3 separate regions of the Homo sapiens genome follow, and regions 1 and 2 are each linked to region 3. The links are chromatin loops, found by intact Hi-C in ENCODE. Cell type or tissue: PC-3. All regions are shown on one strand. Links, peaks and the distances in the headings refer to the core of each region. The heading gives the core; the rest is flanking DNA. Region 1 overlaps TFDP3 (transcription factor Dp family member 3). Region 2 overlaps HS6ST2 (heparan sulfate 6-O-sulfotransferase 2). Region 3 overlaps HS6ST2 (heparan sulfate 6-O-sulfotransferase 2).

Region 1 (9,490 bases), core at 4,440-9,439, 470 kb after region 3:
TTTTCCCCATACTTTTGGATATTTCCTTGCAATAAATTCCCAGAAGTGGAGTTACTGGGTAAAAGTATGTGAAAATTGTTTAAGGCCGTAGAATCAAATGGATTGTTGTGGGGCTTATCTCTTACTTATCCTTCAAGATCTAGTGCAGTTTCCCTCCCCCGACTCCTACATACATCATATATTCTAGGCATAATCACTTATTCCTGTATTTGAGCATTAACCATACCTTGGATATACCTCATTTGTGGCAAACAGTCCACTTACTTATGATCACAAGATGCGCTTCCTTGTCTGTAAAATGAGGATAATCATATCTAACTCACAGAGCTACTGGAAGGATTAAATGAGATAATGTCTGTACAATCCCTAGCCCAGTGCTCAGCATGCAGTCAGTGCTTTAAAAATGGAAACCATTATTATCATCACATTGTATTGCAATTAAGTGTTTACCTGGCTACTTGACTGTGGGCTTTTGAGAGGAGGGATCATGTTTTGGTCATCTTTGTGTCCCTAGGATATATACAGCACAGTGCCCAGTGCACAATAAGCATTCCACTAAAACAATGAATGGATGGATAAATGAATGAATTAATGAATAAAATGAATTTTCATTGAAAAATTACACTGCCACCAGCGCTGTTTGAAAATGTCAGTTTTGTGCAACCTTACCAGCATGAGTATTTATGCTTGATTTCTACAAAGCAAATTTATTTTTTAGCATACCCAAGGCTATCTCTCCCCACTAATGTGAAAAATAAATAATACTTGGGGAAAATTTTCAAATTTTTATTATGCTGAAAAGATTGAGAATACAGTCTATAGCTGCAGTAGCCACTAACCACAATGGCTATTTGAACTTAAATTTTATTTTTGATAAAAATAAAATAAAATTTAACGTTTATTTCCTCAGTCTCACTAGCACATGTGAAGTGCTAGTCACATATGCCTAATTATGGCTACCATACTGGACAGCGCAAAATGTTGTATTAGATAATGCTGGTCTATAATCCAAAAATAATTTTCTGCTTGGTTTTGGAAAGCATTTCCTAATAAATTTGCAGTAAAGTTTATTTGAAAAGTTGCATTTGATTTAGACTGATTTTAAAAACAATTAATATCCCCTGAGCATCTACCAGCTGTGGAGTGGGAGAATATAATCATGGAGCTTGAGAAGTAGTCTGAAGAAGGCTAAATGATATTAAAAATTTGCCATACAGTTCCTCAAAAACTTAAACATAGATTACTGTATGATTCAGTAACTCTGCTCCTAGATATATACTCCTCACAACAGCAAAAAAAGCTACGTTTTTTTGAGACAAGGTCTCACTCTGTCACCTGGGTTGGAGTGCAGTGGTGCAATCACGGCTCACTGCAACCTCGACCTCCCAGGCTCAAGTGATCCTTCCACCTCAGCCTCCCAAGTAGCTGGGATTACAGGCACATGCCACCACACCTGGCTAGAAAACAGGTACTTTAACAAATACATGTATCACATAGTCATAAGCAGCACTATTCAGTTATATTCAGTTATAAAAAGGAATGAAGCAGGCCAAGTGCAGTGATTCACACCTGCAATATCAACACGTTGGCTCAGGCAACATGATGAAACCCCGTATCCACAAAAAAAAATGGAAATTAGCCAAGTGCGGTGGCATGAGCCTGTAGTCCCAGCTACTCGGGAGGCTGAGGTAGGAGGATTGCTTGGACCCGGGAGGCACAGGCTGAAAGTAACAGGAATTTTCCACCAGGAGCCAGCTTTTAGCTATAACCAAGGAGACCAGAGGATGGGACTGAAGCTGGTGGGAATGGAGAGATCTTTGCTTGCTCTGGGTTTCTGTACCACTTGGGGAGATTGAGAACTTTCAATCTGGGCCAGGCACGTGGCTCATGCCTGTAATCCCAGCAGTTTGGGAGACCAAGGCAGGCAGATCACTTGACTTCGGGAGTTCGAGACCAGCCTGGCCAACATGATGAAACGCCATCTCTACTAAAAATACAAAAAAAAAAAAAAAATTAGCCAGCCGTGGTGTCACGTGCCTGTAGTCCCAGCTACTTGGGAGGCTGAGGCAGGAAAATCGCTTGAACCCAGGAGGTGGAAGTTGCAGTGAGCCAAGATCATGCCACTGCACTCCAGACTGAGTGACAGAGCAAGACTCCATCTCAAAAACAAAAAACAAAAAAAAAAAACAAAAAAAGAACTTTCAATTAGAAAGCACTATTGAGATGCCCTTGGTCCTGGATTTGGTCTCTGTGCAACCCAGTTACCTTAGTTCTCTTAATTTGGTTCCCCAAAGTTCTTATCCTGGCAGTTCATGACCTGGCATGCAAGTGTCCTAGAGGCTAGTTCTGGCTGTGTTTATGGTGTACTGAGTGACTTTGACAAGTCTTTTCCTCTATATTGGCCTCAGTTTCCTCATCTGCAAAAACACTGGTCTAAAAGGCCTAGTTTTCAAGATAAGCTGGTTTTCAGGATAAGTCAGTTTTCAGGATAAGAGCACCATTTTCTTCATGAATTCGAGAAAGCTAAACCATTTTATCTTTTTCTCCAAGTAACTATCTAAAGAAACTGAAAAGGCGGAATGGCACATATGGCCAATCAAGACTCCTCCTCAGAAGAAGGCTTTTTATATGATTAAGCTACTTCTTTAATACTCCTACAGTGTCCTCCCCAAAGGATATGGATAAAGCCCTACAAAGTAATTCTGTCTGTCCCTTGAGACCTAAATATGCTACTTCATCAATAAGTGGGGGACTCAATTGTTCTCCCATCAGTGGCTCAGCCTGCACTGAGCAGTCCAGACTTCACTGGCCAGCCTCACATGTGACCAACATTATACTCACAGATGAAAGACACACCTCAACCTACCAATTGATGGTCAACAAGGAGAATCCTTCAGCTGAAAACTAGAACCACTGATTGGAGGGAGAAAAAATAGGGCTGGGGAAACAAGTCCTTCTACCCTGGTTAGAAAGAGAAGAGATAACTGGGTGCTCACACTCTTCTGGTGGGAAATAAGATGGTGGCTGTCATATTGAGACTGACAGGGAACTAGCAGGACCAGAAAGCAGCTAAGATTATGGTAAAACTAGACCTGCCTCTGGGACTACAAGTAAATTATAGCAGGATCAGGAAAATATCTGCTATGGAAGCCTGTTTTGAGTGTTGCATGTATTCTCTGTAAAGCATTTCCTTGGTGTTTTCTCCTTAATTTAAATTTAAAAATATATTTTTTAAGAAAATCAGGCCAGGCCGGTTGAGGTGGCTCACAGCTGTAATCCCGGCACTTTGGGAAGCTGAGGTGGGCAGATCACTTGAGGTCAGGAGTTCGAGACAAGCCTGGCCAACATGGCAAAGCCCCATCTCTACTAAAAAATACAAAAATTAGCTGGGCATGGTGGCAAACACCTGTAATCCCAGCTACTCAGAAGGCTGAGGCAGGAGAATTGCTTGAACACAGGAGGCGGAGGTTGCAGTGAGCTGAGATCCTGCCACTGCACTCCAGACTGGGAGACAGAGCGAGATTCCGTCTCAAAAAAAAAAAAAAAAAAGAAAAGAAAAGAAAAGAAAAGAAAAAGAAAATCAAGCCGGGCACAGTGACTCACACCTGTAATCCAAGCACTTTGGGAGGCTGAGGCAGGCAGGTCACTTAAGGTCAGGAGTTTGAGATAAGCCTGGTCAACATGGTAAAACCCCATCTCTATTCAAAAATACATGCACACACACAAATTAGCCAGGAGTGGTAGTGCGCATCTGTAATCCAAGCACTTCAGGAGGCTGAGGTGGGTAGATTACTTGAGGTCAGGAGTTCAAGACCAGCCTGGCCAACATTGTGAAAACCCTGTCTCTACTAAAAACACAAACAATAGCTTGGTGTGGTGGTGCATACCTGTAATCCCAGCTACTCAGGAGGCTGAGGTACAAGAATCACTTGAACCTGGGAGGCTAAGTTGCAGTGAGCCGAGATCGCGCCACTGCACTCCAGCCTGGGTGACAAGAGTGAGGCGGGAGAGATGGGAGAGGGAAGACAGGGAGAGGGGAAGAGGGGGAGGCGGGGAGAGGGGGAGAGGGGAAGAGGGGGGGGAGGGGGGGAAGGAGAGAGGGGCAGAGGGACAGCCAGTTTCAGCTGTCTCTGAAGGAATCCCCCTAAAATGTGCTCTGTTGGCCAGGTGTGGTGGCTCACACTTTGAGAGGCCCAGCACTTTGAGAGGCCGAGGCAGAAGGATCGCTTGAGCCTGGGCAACATAAATCTGTACAAAATAAAAAAAAAAAAGCTGGGAGTGATGGTGTGTCCCTGCAGTCCCAGCTACTCTGGAGGCTAGGCGGGAGGATTGCTGGAGCCCAGGAGGTCGAGGCTGCAGTGAGCTATGATTGTGCCACTGCACCCCTGCCTGAATGACAGAGCAAAACCCCATCTCAATAAAAAAGGTGGGGCTCTGTCCACACTAGGGCCAGACCATTAAAGAGGAAACACGCGGGGAATCCTAATGATCACAGTAGTAATGACTGAAGTGAGAGACGCTCAAGGGAAAGAACCCAAAGGGCCTGAGTCACCCCACTGGAGCAGCCCTCCTTTGCTTTCTGGCAGATCTGCTTTCCATTTGTTCTGCTTGCCTGCAACCCTGGAGAGCTCTGTGCTTTGTTTTAATAAAATCTCCCCACTCTCTTCCAGTGCCTTCCTGCCTTCTCTAACTACAAAGTTCTTTAAGAAGCCAAGGGAGGCGTTACCTTCTTGTATGCAGTCAGACTTCCACAGGTAAGCCAATCTCTCTCTCTCTCTCTCTCTCTGTGCAATCTCCATTTATGAACATGGGTATATTTCTTTTAAAGAAATATTCTTTGCCTTCAAATATTTTTTTCCTACTAATCAAATCATTTCAGCCTTGTCCCCAATTGAAGTTCTCTCTTCCTGCCCACCAACCCCCCTGAACATGTTCCCAGGCCTTGCCACCATGTAAACCCGTAATCTTTTATACCACTATCCATATTGGTTTATAAAACAGAGGTATGCAACACATTGGAAAGAAAAAATGGCACCTGTCAAATACCAAACCCTATGAAATGCCTGTGCAATTTCACTTTTCACCTAGTAAATATCCAATTATTTTCCAGAATAGCTCTTTCCAGAATTCAAATCTGTTTCCATTAATATTAAAAGTTTAGAGGTCTGGGAGAACAGGAAGTGGCTGATTAAAAGCAGGTGGGGTTCATTATCTGGTTAATCACAATCCAGTATTTCCCACCTCCATTTGCCTCTCCCCCTCCCCCAAAACCATGTTCTGCCTCAGCAAAGGTCACACTCAAATTCTGCAAATAAAAACTTATCCTATAACATTTCAAGAGTGGAGCTGGGTTTTGGAGGGCTTGAGACCAGAATCATTATAAAAGAAATTTATTTCATACCATTTTCGCCAGGAAAGCAAATATCTTCCAAAGCATTGACTATCATTCTATCGCACAGAAAGGATGCCGATTGTGCTTCTTAGAGTCAGGCTCTGCTTGAATGTTAGTAATAGAATATTTAGAGTTGGAAGTGTCTCCTGGAGATTCCCTGCCCATTTATTAGATGGGGAAACTGAGACTGAGAGAAGAGAAGGGATTTGCTGAAATTGTACCTCCAGTTAGTGGCGGAGCTCAGACAAGGACACGTCAGTCCTAGGCATTGCTGGTGTGTGGGAAAAACGCCAAAAGGGCCTGACTGGAATGAACTGCAGTCATTTCTCTGTCTACTACATCTCCATGGGCCACATGTTCATGGCTCAGCTTTTACTTGCTCCCCTGAGAATTGACTCAAAGGCAAAGCCAAAATGGATATTTTAATGCAAAGCACATTAGGAGGCCAGAAGGCAAAAGGAGGTACTGTCTGGGGCTGCTGGCTGCACTTGGCTGGGAAGGCTTTGCTCCAGACCTTAGGAGACTGTTCATTCGGATGTTCTAGGTGCCAGCGCCAAGGGGAAGGCAGGGCAAAGGCTGAACACTGGCTATGGCAGTGCCCACCCCTTCATGGAGTCCACATCTGACAAGCAGTGCAGGTGGAGCTATGTGACATGTCCCTTGGAGGTGAGGAGCAGCCCTCTCAGTGATCCAACGTTCCTCAGAAATTTTTAGGAGCTGAAAGCCTTCCAAAGTGGGGCAACTATGTTAAGGCTTGATGGGGGGAAAAAAAGGCACGTGTTTTGCAGCATGGTTTGGAAAAGTATTCAGACAGGACACAAGGGAACCGATCCCCCAAAAAACAGGGACCAGCCAGTGCCATCACTATACACAGGTGACCTTGGTAGTGTCTTCTCTACTCCCAAGACTACTCGAAACCATGTCTTAGATGTCTTGTATGTTGCTGGTGGGAGTTTCACAGCTTCTGTGGAAACCTGCCTGGTGGTTCCTCAAAAGGCTTAATATAGTGTTACCATATGACCCAGTAATTCCACTCCCAGATACACACATACTCAAGAGAATTGAAAGCAGAGACTTGAACAGATATTTGCATACTAATGTTCACTGCACTGTTACTCGCAATAGCCGAAAGGCAGAAACAACCCAACTGGCCATCAAGAGATGACTGGATAAACAAAAAGTCTATCTATCCATACAATGGAATGTTACCCATAAAAAGGAATGAAGTACTGATCCATGCTACAAGATGGATGAACCTTGGAAACATTTTGCTAAGTAAAAGAAGTCAGTCATGACCACGTGTGGTGGCTCACACCTGTAATTTCAACACTTTTGGACGCTGAGGTAGGTGGATTGCTTGAGCCCAGGGGCTCGACACCAGCCTGGGCAACATGGTGAAACCCCAACTCTACAAAAAATACCAAAAAAAAAAAAATTAGCTAGGTGTGGAGTAGCTGTAGTCCCAGCTACTCGGGAGGCTAAGGTGGGAGGATTGATTGAGCCTGGAACGTTGAGGCTGCAGTGAGCCATGATCTTTCCACTGCACTGCAGGCCTGGGCAATAGAGACCTTATCTCAAAATAATAATCATAATAGCCATCCTAATGGGTGTGAAGTGGTATCTCATTGTAATTAACTACCTGCCCTCTCTTAATGGGTCTTACGGTCTTGCTTTCACAGTGATTATCCTAGTGTCTATTTTTTCTTGGAACTCTGGACAGGTCTGCATATGGTTGGAAAGATGACCCTTTGTGAAACTGTGCTTGAAGAAAGCAACAGCTCCCTCTGCTGTCCCCAGCCACACTTTTGGTACAACTTTCTCATATTAATGAGTCAAGATCTCCCTACCTAGGTTCTAACCCAGTTTCTTCTCACCATACCATGACACTGCTATAGGCTCCACTGCTGTTCTATCTCACCAATTTGAAAAAGGAAAACCTACTCATCTTGCTTCCAGTCAGCAAATGATTCCTGCATAGATAGATGTGCATTGATTGCCGGCTAGGAGCCTTCAGCCATCCTGTCTTAGTTCGTTTTCTGCTCCTATAACAGACTGGGTAATTTATAAAGAAAAATAGATTTATTTGGCTTATGGTTCTGGAGCCTGAGAAGTCCAAAGCCATGGTGCCAGCATATGCTTGGCACCTAGTGAAGACCTTCCTGCTGTGTCCTAACATGGCAGAATGGCAAGCAAGCATTCAAGACAGAGGAACAGGGTTGAAATTATCCTTCTATCAAGAGTCTATTCCTATTATAACAGCATTAATCCATTGATGAGGGCACAGCCCTTATGGCCTAATCACCTCTTAAAGGCCCTACCTCTTTTTTTTTAAGATTGATGGTGTTTATTGTTCTGAAAATAGAATTCTGCCGTTTGCTTGGGGCTCTGGACACTGCAAAACTGAACAAATGGAAAACTCAAGAGTCTTGCTATGCATCAGTGGGGGTGCCATCCAAATCCAAGGCAAATAAACGGCATTCGGTACTCACTGTGCACAAAAGGAGAGCATTTTATTTTCATGGATGTGGATGAAGTACAATTTCTTCAGTAAACTCAGGAAAAACTGTTAAGGGGCAACAATGAACTCTGCATTTAAAGAAAAATAGAAAATGAAAACACAAAATCCTAAAAAGTAAATAAAGATTCTGTGTCAGCACACTGGTATCAAAACACACATCAACAGCACGTCTTAATCATACGGGAAACAATCCTTGCTTATCAGAGGTGCATATCTAAATTCTATAGCTTACCAATATCTTCTTGGGAGTAGGCAAAAAAGAAACAGAAAACCTCACATTAAAAAAAAAAAAAAAGTTTCTTTTCCCTAAATGTTTTCCTGAAGCTGAATCTTAAGGCGAGAGGACGTCAGTCATCCTCGTCATTCTCACTGAGGTCGTCATCGTTGTTGTCCTCCTCCTCTTCCTCCTCGACTGCTGGGGTCTCCACCCTGGAGCCACTGTACTGAGATCCACCGGAGCTTGTGGCCAGCATCCCAATCGCAATGTTGGTCAGGTCACTGGCAGAAAGCCACGTGCCATTAGACCTGGAACCTGCCGTCGTGAACACACCTCCAAAAGTTCCCTGAGCCATTTCTGTCACGTACGGCTCCAGAGCCTTTGGGACCAAATTTCTGGCCATTTTAAGGTCTTCGGCAGAGCAGCTCCCGGACTCTAGCCCAAAAGTCATGCCCATCCACATCAGCACTTCTGTGTCATCGTGGATTTCAAAGGAGCTGTTAAACTTAAACAGATATTCTGATTTGTCGTCGGAGATGCTGCAGTTGATGACGGTCTTCTTGCTACTGCTGATGATGATGAAGGGCACGTGGATGACTGAGTTGGGCAGCGGCCGCTGGCTGACCTGCTCCTCCACATACTGGTTTCTCAGCACCAGGTTCTTGAAAGCAATTTGCTGTAGAATAAGTTGTTGAAGTTCAGACTGTTTCTGCTTTATTCTTTCAAGTCTCTTCTGTCTTTCCACCCGTAAGTTCTGACAGTTCTGAGCCGAGTTGGTGGTCAGACCAATCCACTTGATCTTCTTTTTCTCCCTGGAGATGATATTCATGGCCATCAGCACGTTTAAGGCATCGTAGGTGCGCCGTTTTATGTTTTTCACGTCATAAGCTGACTCGTTTGGTGAGGCGTGGTTGCTGGCAGCTCTGAACTTGGCGACCAGCTCGCCCACCACTTCCTGGCAGGAAGTGGTCCCTTTCCTCTGCACCGTCTCCCAGACCTTCATGGAAAGACGGCACAGGCCCATGCCATTCTTCTCTCCTTTCCTGTTGTGCTGCCCGGCCCAAGGAGGTGAGGAGTAGGAATGCTGGTTCTGAGAGGCAAAGTGAGTGCTGGGTGGGTTTGGGCTTCCTACCACAGGGATGTTTGATGCTGCTGGTCTCTGAGGCATACCAATTACCACTTGCTGGTCAATGTTGACACTGGACTGTCCAAAGGTTTTCGGCAAGAGCTGCTTCCCGAGCGGGTTCACGGTGGAGGTGTGAACGGCCACGGGGCGGCTGGTCTGGTTCTCGTCCATTAAGACCTTGAGTTCTTCGTTAGCTTCAGTGAGACTGACATATTTTGCCATGTTAACAGATTTGGG
Region 2 (10,063 bases), core at 1,866-6,865, 140 kb after region 3:
ACTTCATTAAAGTGCATTTGCCTGAAGCATCCATTCATATTTATGGAAATCATATGCCCAGCACTGTGTATGCATAAATGAAATATGCACTCCCTGCTCTTAGGAAGCTCATAGTTTGGTGGATCTGGGTCTTATTAATCACTAAATTCCAGCATAGACTTAATTTCAAAACACATTTGTTGATTGACAAGGGAGGGAGAGAATGAATGGATGAATGAATGAATGGCTTTAAAGACATGAGCAGTCATCGGTTAAACAAACTTATGAACTTGTTAAGAATAGAAGTATCCATATACTGAATGAGCAGCAACAAGCACTAGATATGGGATCTGGAGAGGAGAGAATTGCCCTGGACCTCGGGTGAAATTGTGAGCAGCCCTCAATGCAGGTTCTTAAGAGATGAAGCCAAATCTCACCGTCCCCTTGGCAGACAAATTGTCCTCCAAGTGAAGAGACATTGTCTTTATGCATTTGACAGCCTTCTACACCTCTCTGCTTCTGAGAGCAGTCCCACACACCAGATTTCTCTTCATGCAGCCAGAGGCCTTGTACACTGCCCTCCGCGAGGTCTATCGATAACCCTGAAACTACAGGCTTGCCCTAGATCAGAGAGGGCACTTCCAGAGCATTCCTGCTCTGGCCTTGGGAATGATCTGTGTGTACTTTAGACAAACATGTGATCCATAAAAACTTGCAAGAAGAATTTGGCCTAGAGCTGCCCCTGCAAAAAAGAAAGATTTTGAATCAATTAACACAACCAACTATGCAACTTTGTTTCAATTTTAAAACACCTTCCGGCTGGGCATGGTGGCTCACTCCTGTAATCTCAGCACTTTGGGAGGCTGAGGCAGGCGGATCACGAGGTCAAGAGATTGAGGCCATCCTGGCCAACATGGTGAAACCCCGTCTCTACTAAAAATACGAAAATTAGCTGGGTGTGGTGGCACACACCTGTAGTCCCAGCTACTCAGGAGGCTGAGGCAGGAGAATTGCTTGAACCCGGGAGGCCGAGGTTGCAGTGAGTGGAGATCATGCCACTGCACTCCAGCCTGGCAAAAGAGCAAGACTCAGTCTAAAAACATAAAACAAAACTAGCAAAAAAAACACCTTCCTTAGGGCACAAGAGAAGCCAAAGAGGTCGGTCATGATAGAGACCTCCACACAACAGCCCAGGATGCCAGATCATAGTCAAACTCCGCAGTAATGATGAGAAGTCTCTCATGGTTCCTTGGGACCCCCACATGTGTTTCCACCCTTTCCAACTGGCTATGTGAGAATAGAAAACCCAAATCCCAGCTCAGTCTTGGTCTAGCACAACATCTGGCCCAAGATGACTGCCAAAGACCTCCCCAGACTTGAGTGGTTGTTCTGCCATGTGGGAGAGGTTCCCCAACACCTCCTCCTCTGGAAGGGGGGGGCGGCCCATGGCAGAAAATGGGCAGCAGAGAGTCAGGGATGTTCTCTCTGCCTCTACCTCAGAGACAGCCAAGAGTATGAAGTCCAAGTAGAGCAGAAGTCCAAGAGTAGAGGAAATGAAGTGCACCCCCCAGTGACAAGAAGCTGTTGAATACTCTCTAATGAGAAGCATGATTCTATGAGGTAAGCAATGAAGCTACAGGGAATGCCAAGGCCTGTGACAGGAAACAGGTAGCTGGGGAAGGAGTTCAGATTGGAGACTATGGTTCCAGCAGGTGGCATGTATTGCCAACTTGATTGTCACAGCAGGCACCCAAGGTGTTTATGCATCCCCCAGAGTAAAGAGTGAGCGAAAAGGGCAAACTGATTTTAAACATGGGAGTTTAAATGTAATGTTTGCTTCATTTCAAGGTTCAGGTTCATGATTTAAGTGGTTTGAGGATCCTTGGTTAGAGTTCACGTCTCTGGAGATGGAGCTTTGGTATCTGTATGCCCAGCCCTGCTGGATGGGTAGTGAACAATCTTAAAGTCCCCAGTCTGCAAAGGCTAGCGGGCCTTTGTGAAAAAAAAAGTGAAAAAAATGTGAAAAAAAAGTCAGGACCTCAGCCAGCTGTTTCCTTTATCTCTCTCAGCCTGTGTCAGCAGAGCCAAGGTGTCTGGGCATTTTGTTATGGGCTGAGGATCTTGTAAGTTTACAATTGGCACAGATCTTTCTGGAAAGCTCCTCTTGGGGAGCCTCGATGAATGGCAGGGGAGACCTTGAATGAATTCATTTTCCTTAGCTGATAGAAATGGGGATGTAACACCTCTGTGGAAAAACACACTTAAGCCCAAAGTCTACAGCCAAAGGCTTGGACTAGAAGTAGATGTTTTATTTTAAAATCCAGCATGCTTTGAAGATCACAAACTTTGCAGGGGGTGGAGAAAGTGAAGGGACACACTTGGTTCTACACGACACTCTGTTTGCTGTTAGCCCATAAAAATACTGCCTCAGGGTATTCAAAAGGATGTGAAGTGATCCAAGAAAAAAAAAAAACTCAGCCTCTTTGGAAGAGATTTTGTAATTGAAGGTTTTTGCCAACTGGTCATTTCAATGTGGGAGATTTAAAAATGACCATGGTCCTACAATGAGAGGCTTCAGTAATGAGAAGATCCTGAAATACCTCTCTTCCAAAATGCAGGTCTATAATCAGGTGCTGTGACAAATATGTGCTTGCTTGTGTAATCCTCTGAGCACCCCAACCCCTTTGTGTTGAAAATGTCAAGGTACAAAGGGGATTGGAAGATGGGCAATTTGTGTGAGAATGGAAGGCTTAATCTACCTTCACCTTAGGCAAATTTCATTAACCTTTGAGATACCAGTCCTCAACTACTAGAGAACTGAGACCCATCCAGAGTTACACAGGCATCAGGTGCTAAGTTAATTGGAATCTGGATCTCCTGACCTTCCTGAATCTTTCAGTAGTTCTTTCAGGGGTAGAGCTTTAAGTGAGGCTATTTGTGATCTGGAGACAGAATAACAGCTTATTTTCAAGTAATCAGCATTGCGGGTTAGGTGTTTACCATTAGGATTGTCTTTCCTTGCAAGTTTTAGTTTTGAGGCTTTATTGCCTTTGGTCCCAGGAAAGATAAATCAGCCACAGGGTGGAGAGGTTCTGGGAAGTATGTGTGGGTGGGAAAAAGAGGGATAGAGGGAGGGAGGCGAGTGCACAGTCCTGAAGGAACACCCACTCCTTTATGGTGGGAGGGGGGTGAGAGACAGCTGAAGAGGCAGAAGAGTGAGTGACTGCTAAGGAATTAGCTCTGGTTCCAGCCCACCAGCAGGGGCCCCAACACTCCTTGATGTTAACCCTTGGTTTACCTTGGCAAAGAAAAATCACACTCCTTTGCTGGCAGCTGTCATTGCTGTTTCAATACAGATAACACCTTCAAGTGGGAAATGTAGAGGGGAAAACATTTTTCTTAGTTTTCTTCTAAAAAGCCAAGGCAGGAGTATGTGTAAGTAAATATGATATTTCCTCTACATCAAGGACATGAATTCTAAAAGAATAATATTTAGTCCTTTTTATTGGCTGCCATTCAAAGGCCTGGAAACATTTACTAGCAAATTTAATTACTCTGCATTTTATAGCTGAGAAGTTGGAACTAACAAGGCTACACTTTTTTTAAGTTGCCTAATCCAAGGTACAAGCAGCCTGATTTAAATGCACATCCCCCAAGGGCTGGAAAAGCCTCACATCAGGACAGTCCCGAGAGGGGAATTCATATCCAGGCAACATTTATTAAACACCTCCTATTTGCTAAGCACTTCCACATATGTTATTCTACTTAATCCTCACAATAACCCAATAAGAAAGGTAGGCATTTACATGTCTATTTTACAGATAAGAAAAAAATGAAGCTCTAAAAATGGAAATGTACTACGTGTGTTTGCACTTATAATTTCTTAAAGGTTTGCACGTATATTCGTTCTTCTAATCCTTACAGCATTTTTTCAAATTATGTATGCCAGATATTAATATTTACAAAGCTTAAAATGAGGAAACTACACTCAGAAAACTGAAGTAACTGGAAGTCACCCTACTAATCTGTAGCAAGTCTGGGGCTTGAGTCCTTCAGCTCTAACCTCTCAGCTCTGTCCACTTAGGGTCAGACCCCGTTTCACACAGGCCATTTGACTCAATGAATGCTGCCCAAAAGGATCAGCTCGGTATAATAAGGAAGGTTGTTCCTAGAGCAAACATGCAGGTGCCAAGAACTATGTAAGACACTGTAGGATCGAATCCAAACTGTGTACTTGCTTTTCTCAAGCATCTGCTAGTCAAATGGGACAGTGGCTAGCAGCTCATTGAACCCTACAATAAGCTACACCTTGACAAGCAGGGAACATAAGAGAGCAGATGATGAAGCCCTTGGTACTAACAGTGATAAACCCATAAATTCTATTGTATGGAAAGGGGAGACAGGAGAGGCATCTTGGAGGAGACGGTCTTGGAAATCAAGTAGGAGATGGAGTTGACTGGCATTCCAAAAGAAGGAAACCACTTGAGTAAAAATATTTAAACGGAGGAGGGGAAAATAGCCATTTGAGGGATACAATATAAAACCTCCTCGGGCAAGATGTATTCCTTAATAAACAGTTGTAAAATTGCTACTGATGCAGGAGTTTCTGCTCCCTGGCTCAGTTAAATCCAGGTTCTCGTCTCATGACTAGGAAGAATTAGGCATGCAGACACATTAAAGGGTGAAGAGGGCAGAATTTATTAAGTGAAAAGAAAGCTCTCAGTAAGGAGAGGGGTCCTCCAAGCAGGTTTCCCCCTCACAATTGAATACCAGGGCCACCACACAAGAACTGATGAGGCCAGGCTCCACCCCTGCATAAGGTGTGAACTCCTAGTGGCTCCATCCCATTCCCCCAGTGGGCCTCCAGTATGCTGTGGGCATGCCCAGGCAAGCCCCCTGTGCAGGTTCCCTTATCTGCACAAAACATCTGGTGTCAACACTTGTGGGGCAGGTCGGAGATTCTCCGGGGACCTTTCCCTATCTGCCTAGGGATTTGGCTGTCTCCTGCCTCTATCACTGCCAAGGCTGTAGCAATTGGATCAGCTCATGTTCAATGTGAATTCTAAAGTGAACAGAGATTCTATGCTACACAGAGTGTACTTGCTTTTTTCTTTTTCTTTTTAATGCTCAAAGATGGTGAATGATGCCAAACGCCAATGAATAGCTTCTAAATAACAATAGAAAGGAAAACAGAATTGCAAAGACTGCACAAAATATTACTTTTAAAAAGTAAGATCATTTGGAATATAAATAATCATAAACCTATCATATTGTCAAAATGTGGAACATTTGTCATAAGGTACCACATCCAAGATACCACATACAATCAGACAATTTTCTTGGATATTACGACTCTAATATAGAGCACCACAAAACGCTTCCCTGGCACCCTGAGCTAGTCCCAATCCTGAAATAAAAACCAGCAAATAAGTAATGATGCCTGGGAAAGCAATATTTGAAAACCCCATTTCCAAGATGAAGAATGTCATAAAAACAAATTAAATAAATTTCACCCTAGCCAGCAGTGCCCCAGTTGGTCAAGTTCCCCAAACAGATTGCTTGACAAAAACCAATACAGTTCACGAGAATTTCTAATTACAAGCATTTAAGGAATTAGGATCTATGTTGAATTAGCAAGTTGGAATGCAAAACTCACAGTTCCAAGGGCCTTCTACCGCTTCTCCCTAAGCAGGAGAATAATCAGTACTGGCTTAAATCACATACAAAGTAGCTGATACTACAGGGGCTAACCTCATGGGGAATTATGACCCTGTAACTAGAGTCCTGTGCTAAGGTGTGCTAAGGTGAGCTAAGATTGAAAATGCTCCCCCATCACACTCATTGCCTAACAGCCACCCATCATAGAAATCCTGTGCATCATAAAGAAGAAAGCTTGTTCTAAACTGTAACCCATTTCAGGCCATTGTAAATGTAGAAAGTGTGGCTACATCTCAACTCCTGAAAATACATTCTTTTGGGCCTTGTTTGAAATCCTATCACATCCTGGTAAGTACAACAAGAAACTGACACCCTCCTAGGACTTGATTGAAAACCTATACTATTCAACCACAAAGAGGTGGTTAAACTAAGGAAGCACAGGGTTTCTCTCAAGGAGGCTTAGCCAGGCTGTTATGGTTGAAATCAGAGGAGTCTGAATTTTCAGGCCAGAAGGAACCTTAGAAATCAGATTTTGACTTCAGTTCAATCTTCAATTCAACTTATTCTAATCCATTACATACCAATTGAATGCCTTCTTAGTACAAGCCTCTGTTCTGGGTACTGGAAATACAAGTTGAAGATTCATTCCCTATGCTGTAGCAGCTCATTGAGTAATGGGGGAGACAGTCAACAAAAAACCCAAAAGATGTGTGAGGCCATGAAACACTTTTCCCATCATCTGGGAGCTGAGCACCTACAACGTCATCACTATTCCTCCCCTGGCACATCTCCTCCACTTCTTGTTCTTGCCTGTTAGTATACTACACTCCAAAAAATACACTGAGCTAGACTTCAGAAGGTACTTGAACCCAACCTTGTACCTAACAGAGAAGCCCCTCTGCAGAATGAATGCCTAGCGGCTGGCATCCAACTTCTGCTGGAATACTCCAGGTGTGAACTAAAACTTCTCCAGGATTTGTCATTACACCACAAATGTTAAAAAACTTTTATTCACTGATGTATTTCTCAAGCAGTTTCATGCCTTCCTTTCCTTTTCTGCATCTCTCTACTGCCCCCAACCAAAATTAAAATAAATACTGGTAAAAAAGTTCAGAGAGGCCAGGTGCGGTGGCTCATGCCCGTAATCCTAGCACTTTGGGAGGTCAAGGTGGGTGGATCAACTGAGGTCAGGAGTTCGAGACCAGCCTGGTCAACATGGTGAAACACTGTCTCTCCTAAAAATACAAAAATTAGCTGGGCGTGGTGGCATGCACCTGTAGTCCCAGCTACTTGGGAGGCTGAGGCAGGAGAATCACTTGAACCTGGGAGGCAGAAGTTGCAGCGAGCCACTACACTCCAGCCTGGATGGCAGAGTGAGACTCTGTGTAAAAAAAAAAAGGAAAAAAAAAAAGGTTCGGAGAGAAGAATCTTATCTGGGAAGATGTGTCGCAAATTTAGCAGAGACTATTTAACCAACAACTTTTTTTTTCTTTTTTTTTTTATTACTATACTTTAAGTTCCAGGGTACATGTGCACAACGTGCAGCTTTGTTACATATGTATACATGTGCCATGTTGGTGTGCTGCACCCATTAACTCATCATTTACATTAGGTATATCTCCTAATGCTATCCCTCCCCCCTCCCCCCACCCCACAACAGGCCCTCATGTGTGATGTTCCTCTTCCTGTGTCCAAGTGTACTCATTGTTCAATTCCCACCTATGAGTGAGAACATGCAGTGTTTGGTTTCTGTCCTTGCGATAGTTTGCTGAGAATGATGGTTTCCAGCTTCATCCATGTCCCTACAAAGGACATGCACTCATCATTTTTTATGGCTGCATAGTATTCCATGGTGTGTATGTGCCACATTTTCTTAATCCAGTCTATCATTGTTGGACATTTGGGTTGGTTCCAAGTCTTTGCTATTGTGAATAGTGCCACAATAAACATACATGTGCATGTGTCTTTATAGCAGCACGATTTATAATCCTTTGGGTATATACCCAGTAATGGGATGGCTGGGTCAAATGGTATTTCTAGTTCTAGATCCCTGAGGACTCGCCACACTGTCTTCCACAATGGTTGAACTAGTTTACAGTCCCACCAACAGTGTAAAAGTATTCCTATTTCTCCACATCCTCTCCAGCACCTGTTGTTTCCTGACTTTTTAATGATCGCCATTCTAACTGGTGTGAGATGGTATCTCATTGTGGTTTTCATTTGCATTTCTCTGATGGCCAGTGATGATGAGCATTTTTTCATGTGTTTTTTGGCTGCATAAATGTCTTCTTTTGAGAAGTGTCTGTTCATATACTTTGCCTACTTGTTGATGGGGTTGTTTGTTTTTCTTGTAAATTTGTTGAGTTCTTTGTAGATTCTGGATATTAGCCCTTTGTCAGATGGGTAGATTGCAAAAATTTTCTCCTATTCTGTAGGTTGCCTGTTCACTCTGATGGTAGTTTCTTTTGCTGTGCAGAAGCTCTTGAGTTTAATTAGATCCCATTTGTCAATTTTGGCTTTTGTTGTCATTGCTTTTGGTGTTTTAGTCATGAAGTCCTTGCCCATGCTTATGTCCTGAATGGTATTGTCTAGGTTTTCTTCTAGGGTTTTTATGGTTTTAGGTCTAACATGTATGTCTTTAATCCATCTTGAATTAATTTTTGTATAAGGTGTAAGGAAGGGATCCAGTTTCAGCTTTCTACATATGGCTAGCCAGTTTTCCCAACAGCATTTATTAAATAGGGAATCCCTTCCCCATTTCTGGTTTTTGTCAGGTTTGTCAAAGATCAGATGGTTGTAGATGTGTGGTATTATTTCTGAGGGCCCTGTTCTGTTCCATTGGTCTATATCTCTGTTTTGGTACCAGTACCATGCTGTTTTGGTTACTGTAGCCTTGTAGTATAGTTTGATGTCAGGTAGCGTGATGCCTCCAGCCTTGTTCTTTTGGCTTAGGATTGACTTGGCGATGCAGGCTCTTTTTTGGTTCCATATGAACTTTAAAGTAGTTTTTTCCAATTCTGTGAAGAAAGTCATTGGTAGCTTGATGGGGATGGCATTGAATCTGTAAATTACCTTGGGCAGTATGGCCATTTTCACAATATTGATTCTTCCTATCCATGAGCATAGAATGCTCTTCCATTTGTTTGTGTCCTCTTTTATTTCCTTGAGCAGTGGTTTGTAGTTCTCCTTGAAGAGGTCCTTCACATCCCTTGTAAGTTGGGTTCCTAGGTATTTTATTCTCTTTGAAGCAATTGTGAATGGGAGTTCACTCATGATTTGGCTCTCTGTTTGTCTGTTATTGGTGTATAAGAATGCTTGTGATTTTTGCACATTGATTTTGTATCCTGAGACTTTGCTGAAGTTGCTTATGAGCTTAAGGACATTTTGGGCTGAGACGATGGGGTTTTCTAAATATACAATCATGTCATCTGCAAACAGGGACAATTTGACTTCCTCTTTTCCTAATTGAATACCCTTTATTTCCTTCTCCTGCCTGATTGCCCTGGCCAGAACTTCCAACACTATGTTGAATAGGAGTGGTGAGAGAGGGCATCCCTGTCTTGTGTCAGTTTTCAAAGGGAATGCTTCCAGTTTTTGCCCATTCAGTATGATATTGGCTGTGGGATTGTCATAAATAGTTCTTATTATTTTGAGATACATCCCATCAATACCTAATTTATTGAGAGTTTTTAGCATGAAGGGCTGTTGAATTTTGTCAAAGGCCTTTTCTGCATCTACTGAGATAATCATGTGGTTTTTGTCTTTGGGACTGTTTATATGCTGGATTACGTTCATTGATTTGCATATGTTGAACCAGCCTTGCATACCAGGGATGAAGCCCAGTTGATCATGGTGGATAAGCTTTTTGATGTGCTGCTGGATTCGGTTTGCCAGTATTTTATTGAGGATTTTTGCATCAATGTTCATCAGGGATATTGGTCTAAAATTCTCTTTTTTTTTGTTGTGTCTCTGCCAGGCTTTGGTATCAGGATGATGTTGGCCTCATAAAATGAGTTAGGGAGGATTCCCTCTTTTTCTACTGATTGGAATAGTTTCAGAAGGAATGGTACCAGCTCCTCCTTGTACCTCTGGTAGAATTCAGCTGTGAATCTGTCTGGTCCTGGACTTTTTTTGGCTGGTAGGCTATTAATTATTGCCTCAATTTCAGAGCCTGTTATTGGTCTATTCAGGGATTCAACTTCTTCCTGGTTTAGTCTTGGGAGGGTGTATGTGTCCAAGAATTTATCCATTTCTTCTAGATTTTTGGTTTATTTGTGTAGAGGTGTTTATAGTATTCTCTGATGGTAGTTTGTATTTCTGTGGAATCGGTGGTGATATCTCCTTTACCATTTTTTATTGCGTTAACCAACAGCTTTTTATTGAGTGCCTAACATATGTCAAGCATATATTGTACAGAGCGCCCTTA
Region 3 (10,063 bases), core at 2,655-7,654:
TGATTGTCCTGCCTCAGCCTCCTGAGTAGCTGGGATTACATGCCATGCGTGCACCACCAGGCCCGGCTAATTTTTGTATTTTTAGTAGAGACGGGGTTTCACCATGTTGTCCAGGCTGGTCTCGAACTCCTGACCTCAAGTGATCCACCCGCCTCGGCCTCCCAAAGTGCTGGGATTACAGGTGTGAGCTACCGTGCCCGGACAACTGCAACTGTGTTCTAAGCAACCAGACATTATAGTGAAGGCCACATAGGGCCTCAGTTTCCCTTTCTGTAAAACAGGTAAAGGGGTAAGAATTATACAAGAGTATCATTGAAAGCATCTGACTCCAAGTTTGACTGATTTAATCAAAGGTCTTAAGAATAGCCCTCTTAACACTAGGTCTGATACTCAAAGTCTCCTGAGTGTCCCATCAAAGGAATGAAAACACACACATATAGCTTCTGTTAGTTTGCACAATTTTTCCTCTTTTCTTTTAGGTTTAACGTCTTTTAAGTACTCTCTATTCTAGATTGCTTAGCCTATGAATTGATCATTTGCAATACTCTTAAACACAGGTAGCTTGTCTTTCTAATGATATGGTGTAAGTTTCAGGGTCTCTGCCAGGGGTGGTATGTAGTAGCGCAGAGTGACTCCAGTAGGGTGACAGCTCAGGATGGCAGCAGGGTTCATTGTGAATCACCTCCCATCTTACAAAAGTGATCATGCTGTATATTCTTATGCATATGCATTGCCCACCATGATACTATGCATGAGGTAGTCACACCGTTGATATTGCTGAATGAGAGAATGAATAAATATATACATGAATGAATGATCAAACACACCTAAGATGGAAGGGTGGTATCAGGTGATGGGCCTGAGTATCTTATATAAATACGAGATTCCTCCTTGCCCCTCTTGAAAAGAAACCTCAATGCAGACCATTTTCTTTGTGAAAGGAACAAAGTGGACCCATATGCCCACATTGGTAGGGAATTAAAAAGATAGAAAAGAATTGAGTTTATAAGAATATTGGTAGGAACAAGACACTTGGGTCATCCCATGAAGGCAATTTCAGTTTGGACCAAAAGAGGACAAACCTGAATTCACAGAATGAATGCTTGAGCTGTAAGGTACCACTGAGCTCATCTGACTTAACGATCTCATTTTACACATGGAGACCCTGAGGCTCAGAAGGGAGGTACCACTTGACATAGATCACATAGCTCGACCCTGTGGGGAGTCGAGCAAAAAAATCTTAGACTGAGAATAACCTGGGCTTTGGGAACCTGGACAAACTGAAGAACATAGTGAAAAATGGCTTCAAACCTAGTCTTCATATCAATGTATGGACCTGAGAGTCCCTTCGTGGTAACTCACTTGGCCCCTTACGTATCCTAACATCTGCTAGACAACAGTTTCTGGTGCTCTTGGGAAGGGATGTGCACTGCTGTCATGAGAACTTACTGGGCAAGATTGGGCTAATGGAGTGGGACAACAGTTAGCAGCTGGATGGAAGCAGACACGCACAAAGCTTTTGGTATTTCCATTCGTTCCCACTGGGGCCCTCCCTTTATCTTCTAGTTCCTCCCACCTTTAGCAACACGGTGGGGAGAGATGGTCAGGAACTATGGCAGGAGTCTACCCCTGCAAGCCCATCTGCCAGAATAAATTCAGCTTAAATACCAGTTTGACTAACTTTCTAATGGAATCAACTAATTGTTTCTTTGAATCATTTCACTGAATTTCTCAGGTCCATTCCGGGAAAACAGTCAAACCAGCGGAAGGGGCAAGCATAGGTGTTTGGCATTTCTCTAGTTAGAACATACCCTGCCCCCACTAGGGCAAGAATGAAGGCTCCAAAGCCAGGGCAGGCAAGTGCCCGCTGCAGCAGCTGGCAGATTAGGCGTGGGAGGGCTGGTGTGACTTCCTGCTGAGTTCTGAGACTGAGTTCCTGGAAGTAGGTGCCTCTGCACCAGAGAAGACGCCTGCAGGGTTTGATCAGGACCTCATGGTGTTGGCTCCCGTGGCCAGTGCCCATCCTGTTCTCAAACCCACTGAGCTGTTTCTGTTCTCTGCCAACCCTTGGGTCTAGGCCAGAGCAGGTTTCTGACCTAGTCCTGACCTGAACCGGCAGCCCTCAGTGAGTCACCTCCCTCTTAGAGCTCTCACTGCACTTGGAAGAGTCAGCCTATCCTGTCTTTTCTGGCTTGTTCTTCCTTTCCTGTGTATTTCTCTTGCCACCTCTGTGAGAAGGAAAACTCTACTGTGTCTTCCTTGCCCTTCTTCATAGTCCCTGGAATGGGATGTGGACCATCCGTGTACAGGGATAACCAGTAATGGACTGAATCTCAGCTTCCTTTGCCTAACTCACAGATAGCATCCCAAGGTCATAGAAAGTTGTCTTCCTGCCTGTTGCTTTCCCATGACATTGACAAATCCGAGTGGGTCTGTGACTAGACCTTGCAGTGGAAGTGTACAAATGCTTTCCCAAGGCGGGATGCAGAGTTGTGGGAAAAGAATGGAACAAGATTGCTGACAGCTCTAAGGGAACCTCTGCATTTTGATGTCAATGGTTAATCTACTGTGTCACATCTCTTAAGAAACTAAACAAAATGCAGTAACTGCTATGACATTGAAGCTGTGTTGCAGAAACGATATTGTAGAGCAAATAACTATCTTATACTGGCTATTTTATGCCTTATTGAACAAGCAGCAGTTTATGAAAACAACGTTTCATAAATATGGTTGCAGATTCCTGTGTGGAGACTGCTAGAATTTGCAGCAAGGTGGACTCATTGGTTTCTTCATTCTCCCCCTGAGCTCTTTCCATGTTCACCCTACTCTGGACCTTAGCTAGCTAGCATGTGGCCCCACATCCAAGCACATCTTTCAAGGTCTAAGAGACGATGTATGAGGTATCATGGGAGGGGTCACAGCTATAGCAAGACCAACATAAACTCAATAAAAGGAGATACTTGAATGAAACTAGACCCTGGATTTTGTGGAGGGCTGGAACAAGCCTCAGAGTGGGAGTCAGGAAACCTGGACTGCAGTCCTATCTTATCCACCAGCTACACAAGTCACTTTACCACTGGGAGTCACTTCAACTCAGGATCCTCATCTGGAAAATGCAGATAAATGTACTTGTTCTCCCTGCCTCCCAGGGTTCGTGAGAGGAAAATGTGCCTTTAGAAGCTTCACAGACTATAAATCACTAGACGCGCACCAGGGATGGGATTATCACTATCATTTACTTTGAAGAAGCGGTTGCCAGAGGCGGTGAGCAAGTTCCTTAACCACAGTATTTAAAGAGAGACTGCCTGAACCAGTGTGTCAGGTAGTCACCGAGGGGATTTCAGTGGCATTGGTGGGGCTGACACTAGATGTACTCCAAGGTCCTTTTAAGTTCTAACTCCATGAGTCCAGAATGTACAGGCTTTTAATCATTTTCTTAGTAGTGACTGTGTGTTTAAGCTGGACTATCATTCCCTTAGCCTCATTTTTTATTCTATAAATTGTGGCTCATGCCTGTAATCGCAGCACTTTGGGAGGCCGAGGCAGACGGATCACTTGAGGTCAGGAGATCGAGACCAGCCTGGCCAACATGGTTAAACTCCGTTTCTACTAAAAATACAAAAATTAGTCAGGTGTGGTGCTGGGTGCCTGTAATCTCAGCTACTCCTGAGGCTGAGGCACGATAATTGCTTGAACCCAGGGGGCAGAGGTTGCAGTGAGCCAAGATCACATCACTGCACTCCAGCCTGGGTGACAGAGCAAGACTCCATTTCAAAAAAAAAAAAAAAAGGTATATCGTACAAAGAGGAGATATGATTAGTTTTGTACCCTGAGAGAATTTTTTAAAAAATATTATGCCATAAGCGTTTTCCTAAAACCTTAAATCCTTAAATATTTGCTAAGAACATGATTTTGGATAAATTGCTATGTAATATTCTAGCCTATGATTATGCCTTAGTTTAAGAAACACTTTTTAGACATTCAGAGTCTTGTTTTTTTCTATTATAATAGGGAAAGTTAAGATTTGTAGACATAAACAGTAGTGTCTGATGAATTCTTTATGTGAAATCTAGTAACAAAGCTATGGGGTCAAAGCGCATAGACATTTTTAATTCTCTTGATTACATTGTCAACATGTTCTCCATAAAGGCTGAGTAATTTATGACTCCCAGCAGTAGTGTAGAAAAACAACCATTTCACGAAATCTTCGTCAACCCTGGGAATTTTGATTTTAACATTTCTCAGCCAATTTTATATGCAAAAATAATTTCTCTTGTTAGTTTTAATTTACAGTTCATTGATTACAAGTGAAGTTGATTTTTTGCCTTTTGTTTATTACCTACTTGTACGTAATCTGTTGTGAATTGTCCTTTGTATCAGCCCCTTTTAGAACCTACTATTCACACTGCTCTGCAGATGTAATCAGAGTTTTCAGCCATCAATACCAAAGGAGAACAGGATTTTCTGAATGAGCTGAACCCCATCAGTTCCTAGAGCTTCTCTCCCAGCAAACCATTCACAATAGCGGGGGTGTGGGGGTGCTGAAATCCGGCAGTGATTTGTATTTCCCTGCATTTACTTCTCCTGCTCTGCTTCTTGTATAAGAGCTAATGAGCAGCAAAGCTGACAAAAGACTAAGAAAAAAGAGAAGAAAGGGCATAGTTAATCCCTTAAGTAGGATTGAGGAATGGGTGGTGTTTGCCTTTAGAAAGGGGGAAAAAAATTCAGGACTTTTTTTTTTTCAGCCATGCAGTTCCCAATATGTACCACTGGATGGCAATCCTCTATTGGTTAGGTAAAAAGCTCCTACCTGCCAAGACTAGGGAAACTGAGGAAGCAGCTGCTGAAACTGAGAGATAGGCACATGCAAGGCAGCTAACAGTTGAATACAGGTGGCCTTTAGACACCACTGGGAACATGGATCACTGATATGCAAGGAAATGAAAAGCAAGGAGTATATATTATAGACAGTGACACAGACAGTGGCTGAGGAGAGTCACAGAAGGGAATGCATTTCTTCCTACTTCATTTGTTCCTTCTTTTCCTCTGCTCTATATTGGGTATAATTTGATTTACCTTTTTGTGCTTGAAAAGGCAAAATTACCTACTTTGGGCATACAATTGTCAGTAAGTACTGCATGCTTCTGGGAGATGGAGTCGGGTGGATGCTGCTCTTGCACTATGGGAACCCTGAATTGCCCAAGCCTGGCCAGCTGCGCCGGCAAAGCCATTCAGAAAAGCAGTGCCACAGTTCCTGGGAGCAGAGAATAGAAAGCAAACCCACAGCCTCTTTAAGACTTGTTCTAGCCCTAAAGGCAGCATGGTGTAGAAGAAACAGCACGGGTTTTGTTTTTGGTTTTGTTTTTTTTTTTTTTTGAGACAGAGTCTTGCTCTGTTGCCCAAGCTGGAGTACAGTGGTGTGATCTTGGCTCACTGAAGCCTCTGCCTCCCAGGTCCAAGCAATTCTCCTGCCTCAGCATCCCAAGCACGCCACCATGCCTGGCTAACTTGTGTATTTTTAGTAGAGATTGGATTTCACCATGTTGGTCAGGCTGGTCTCGAACTCCTGACCTCAAGTGATCCGCCCACCTCAGTATCCCAAAGTGCTGGGATTACAGGCATGAGCCACCATGCCTGGCCAACAGCATGGGTTTGAGGGCAATTAGCCTCAGATTCGTTTCAGCTTGGATTCTTATAGTTATGCAGTTTTGGGCAAGTTACCACATCTCTCTCAGCCTTGCTGTCTTCCTCTATAAAATGGAGGATAACAGCACCTACCTCACTGCGTATAAGAGATACTGCCACTGTTGTTATTATTAATACATCCAAGTTCCACCCAGGGATGCAAAAAGCATACTTATAATACTCATTAAGACCCTGGGATCTGGCAGTACTAAGTCTGCAACTTACTAGCTGTGTGTCACTTCCATGAGTCATCCCTCCTCTCTATCTGTAAAAGGGATTAATAACAATGCCAACTCCATAGGATATTATAAGGATCAAAAGAGAAAATGTACACAAAGCATACAGCACAGTGCCTGTCACACAAGACACAGTCATTGGTAGGTGCTATTCATGGCAGTAGTAACAGTATTGTAAAAAATCTCTCCCAGTATTCTGAGAGCACAGTCAAGAAAAAAGACGTGCACATCTAGTGCTGAGATGAAAAGGTCTTGTATGGTCAGCCAGTGTGTGGAACCAGGCAGGTCTGAGAAAGAATGGGCAGCAGGACACAATCCAAAGACGGAAGCTGCTATTTCAAACTGGGGATCGTTTGCCTACAATGTGGTTTTGGTTCTTTTTAAAGGTGCAAGACAGACGTTTGCACTTGGATTCAGCTGTTTCTCTTAAGTCACTAAAATAGTCAAAGTTCAAATCTGGAAGAAACCTTCCAATCTAACACCCTCTGGAAACTGAAACCCAGAGATGGGCAATGGCTTGCTTCCCTAAGTCACAGGATGAGTCAGTTGCCTAGCAGGAAATGGGTTCCAGACCCCAAGACCATCAATAAGGGCTCCTCCCACTGTGTACCCCACCCCTAGACAGGCTACCACATGGCTAGTCCTTTAGAGAGCCCATTGCATAAAGGCCAAAAAGGACTTCCCCAAATTGGGGTGAGCCATTGTTGTGTATCCTCATCTAGCCCATCTAGCCTTATTGTAACCAGCCAAATCTTCCCAACAACAGGTGCAATACAGGTTTTTTGTGTGTTTCTGCCCATTCAAAATCTGACTCTTATTTTTGTATGCACCGATTTAAGGAAACAATTACATGGATAATCCACAAGTCACACATGTATATCTGGCTTTCCGTGTCACTACGTAATTTCCCTAATTTATGAAGTTCAGACAAATACTTAAAATCATACACATTTCTCACATTCCTCAACACTTAAAGGATTTAGGAGTTCAGGGTAAGCCTTATAGAGTCCTGTCTAGGCACCATGGTAACATTTCAGGTAAATGCCTCCAGATGACCAGCAGTGCATGTTTGAAAGTATAGGTGCAGCAGGTAGGGTTTTCAGGAAGGCTAAATGAGGAGCACACATGTCAATTCAAGACTCACAAAACCACAAAGAGCAATGAGGGAGATGGTGGCATGATTAAGCACCATCATGTGTCTCTGCAACACACAACGCCTAATTAAAAAACGCAACCAAAATAATCAAGAAAGTGGGATACAAAGAGCCAATGACTGGCTGGAATCATGGGCCAAAACCCAAGAGATATTTGACAAGGATAAAGGTCAAGCTGCAATCCAAGGTTTTAGAATATCAATTAGCTAGAAGCTGGGGGAGACCTGGTTTCACAGCAGGCCTTACAATAGGACCTTGGGGCTTTCATTGACGGGAAGCTCTGCATAAGCAAACAGGAATGAGTGGGGCAGGGTTATGAAAAGGCTAGGCCCCAGGGCATGGATCTAGGGTTCATTTTGTATCCCACACTCCACATGGGAGTAAATGGCAAACCAAAACACAACCAAAAAAAGGGGACTGCAATGACTAGCACTAAGGAAATTGCGTCCTACTGAGGAGTGACTGAAGAACTAGGGCAATTTCCCAGTAACTATCATATTGATGGCGATTGATAATCATAAAAACCAGCATTTATTGACCACTTACATACCAAGCCCATTGCTAAAGGCTTACCTCACCTCACCCTTCAGCTATGAGAGAGGGCGAGGGAAGTGGGACCTACCAAGAGATTTTATACTGACTTGCCCTAGGCACCCAGCTAGGAAGTGGTAGAGCCAGAATTTGAACCCAGATCATCTGACACCAAAGTCTGTGTCCTATCCACTGCACCAATTGCAGCGTTTTTTGTTTGTTTGTTTGTTTGTTTTTTGAGACAAGGTCTCACTCTGTTGCCCAGGCTGGAATGCAATGATGTGAACATGGCTTACTGCAGCCTCAATCTCCTGGGCTTAAAGAATTCTCTCACCTCACCCTCCTGAGTAGCTGTGACACCCAGGTACTGAGCAAAGGTGTGCTGCCATGCTTGGCTAATTTTGTCTGTGTGTGTGTGTGTGTGGAGAAACGGGTCTTGCCATGTTGCCCAGGTTGATCTCAAACTCCTGGCCTCAAGTGATCTCCTGCCTTGGCCTCCCAAAGTGCTTGGATTACAGGCATGAGCCACCATGCCTGGCCTGCAGCATTCTATTTTATAAGAATCATCAATGCTACCATTTATTAGATGCTTCCTATGTATATGCATCAAGCATTTTTCTAAGCATTTTCTGTGTCTAACCTCACTGAACTCTCCCATCAACCCTATGAAGTACATAATATATTTACTCCTATGGCTGGAGGAAGCAACTGAGGCTCAGAGAGGTCAAATCACTTGCTCAAGTCCACACAGCTGAGAAGCTTTAGAGTCACTACAGAGCTGTGCTCTCTTCTCTCCTTAAGAAGAAACTTGGAGGTAATAAGCTACACGGCCCCTGAGATCTGAAGGACTACAGTATGATGAGGAAGAAGATTCACCCATAGTCATGGTACCCCAGTGCACTTTATATCTTTTTTACTCAAATGTGGTTCCAATAGCTTGTGTCAACTGGGCTCCAGTGATTGCTAAGCAGATGCTTTTGGCATCAGCTGTTTATCTGGCCTCCCAAGTTATAGCACTGTAGTTTCTTCTTGAGTGGCTCCACCAGCCCAGTCAATCAAATAACCTATCAGCCTATCAGTTCACTCAGCTGAATTGTTTTTTTCACTCTATTGATCTGTTTGGCTGCACAGAATACATTGACAGGGTGCCCCAGGGTTATGTAAACACACCCCTCCTCCTACTGAGGGCTCTCTCTGTAAGCCTCAAACCTCAAAAGCCCCAAAGTCAAAGATCTGTTTCCACCATGTGCCCACTACACATTCAGACCAAAGAAAATGAATGAATGGAAGCCAGGTATCAAACATTCTCTCACTCACCGTTTAAAATTACTTAGAACTGCTCTGGCTATACTATTATGAATGTACTTTGGAGGTAACTTTTTTATGATTTGGGTTTTTTTGTTTGTTTGTTTTAACTTTTAGTTTAGATTCAGGCGTTACATGTACAGGTTTGTTACCTGGGTATATTGTGTAATTGCTGAGGTTTGGGGTAAGAATGATCCCATCACCCAGGTACTGAGCAAAATATCCACAGGTTTTTTTATTATTATTTTTTTGAGACAGAGTCTTGCTGTGTCACCCAGGCTGGAGTGCAGTGGCACAATCTTGGCTCACTGTAACCTCTGCCTCCCAGGTTCAAGCAATCCTCCTGCCTCAGCCTCCTGAATAGCTGGGACTACAGGAGCACATCACTGTGCCCAGCTAATTTTCGTATTTTTGGTGGAAACAGGGTTTCACCATATTGGCCAGGCTGTCTCCAACTTCTGACCTCAAAGGATCTGCCTGCCTTAGCCTCCCGAAGTGCTGGGATTACAGGCGTGAGCCACCGCGCCCAGCCCCGATAGTTTTTTTTTTAAGACCTGAAATTCTGTAATCTGTGAGAAAGGACTAGATACTCTGCCCAAGCAATGAAATCGAAGTCAAAATTATGAGTGTCTGGGGCCTTATAAAGCATAGTGGGAAGAGAATTGCCTTCCCCAAATACTTTGTACCCTTACCCATGTGCTTGATGTGGACCCAGACACAACTTAGACTGAAGCAAAGCTCTAGGTGAGAGCAGAATGAGTATTTCTCTCAAAATCTGTTGTGTCTCAAACCTTCACAGAGTTGGGGAAAATCCTGAGAGTTCTGGTTTCAAGGGTCACTGGCTTTAGAATCCCTTAGAAAGTAACTGAGAACAAGAAGAGAACACATTATCACCTTCTACTTAGATCAGTGGTTCTCAATTCTGGCTGCATATTAAAAAACATCTAGAGAGTGTTTCCAAGGCTGACCCATGAGATTCTGACGCAATTGGTATGAGTAGGGCCTGAGCAACAATTGTTTTTCTTATTAACTCTGGTATCAGTTTCTGTTTTTTTCTTACTTAAAATCTTAGGTGAATTTTCAACTTTACATAAAAAGGTTTGAATGTGCAGTCAGCATTGAGAATGACAGACAACGCTTCCTACAACAGCC

What was found. Peaks named below come from ENCODE experiments on the same cell type or tissue, not always from the same donor. Only the 100,000 strongest peaks of a DNase experiment are listed, where the experiment ranks them.
Region 1: it touches region 3 in a loop (16-fold over the local background); 1 of 110 quality-filtered maps calls a loop at or near these places.
Region 2: it touches region 3 in a loop (5-fold over the local background); 1 of 110 quality-filtered maps calls a loop at or near these places.

What each region holds. Positions count from the first base shown.
Region 1 is chrX:133,208,785-133,218,274 of GRCh38, forward strand. TFDP3 (transcription factor Dp family member 3) reads right to left here. Exons shown (of 1, transcript NM_016521.3): 1 at 7,878-9,490. The coding sequence starts at 9,475. The coding sequence ends at 8,258. Among named protein-coding and RNA genes, the nearest start is that of TFDP3, 4.8 kb to the right of the region's middle. In PC-3, for the core only: a CTCF peak has its summit at 7,192 (motif pointing left); no DNase peak of the experiment used is centred there.
Region 2 is chrX:132,873,500-132,883,562 of GRCh38, forward strand. The region is part of intron 2 of HS6ST2 (heparan sulfate 6-O-sulfotransferase 2); the gene reads right to left. Among named protein-coding and RNA genes, the nearest start is that of HS6ST2, 80 kb to the right of the region's middle. RefSeq lists an enhancer at 2,523-3,055. In PC-3, for the core only: no CTCF peak of the experiment used is centred there; no DNase peak of the experiment used is centred there; H3K27ac peaks cover 1,032 bases.
Region 3 is chrX:132,735,942-132,746,004 of GRCh38, forward strand. All of the region lies in intron 2 of HS6ST2 (heparan sulfate 6-O-sulfotransferase 2), which reads right to left. Among named protein-coding and RNA genes, the nearest start is that of HS6ST2-AS1, 73 kb to the left of the region's middle. RefSeq lists enhancers at 1,908-2,408, 6,947-7,748. In PC-3, for the core only: a CTCF peak has its summit at 4,782 (motif pointing right); a DNase peak (open chromatin) is centred at 6,010; H3K27ac peaks cover 1,674 bases.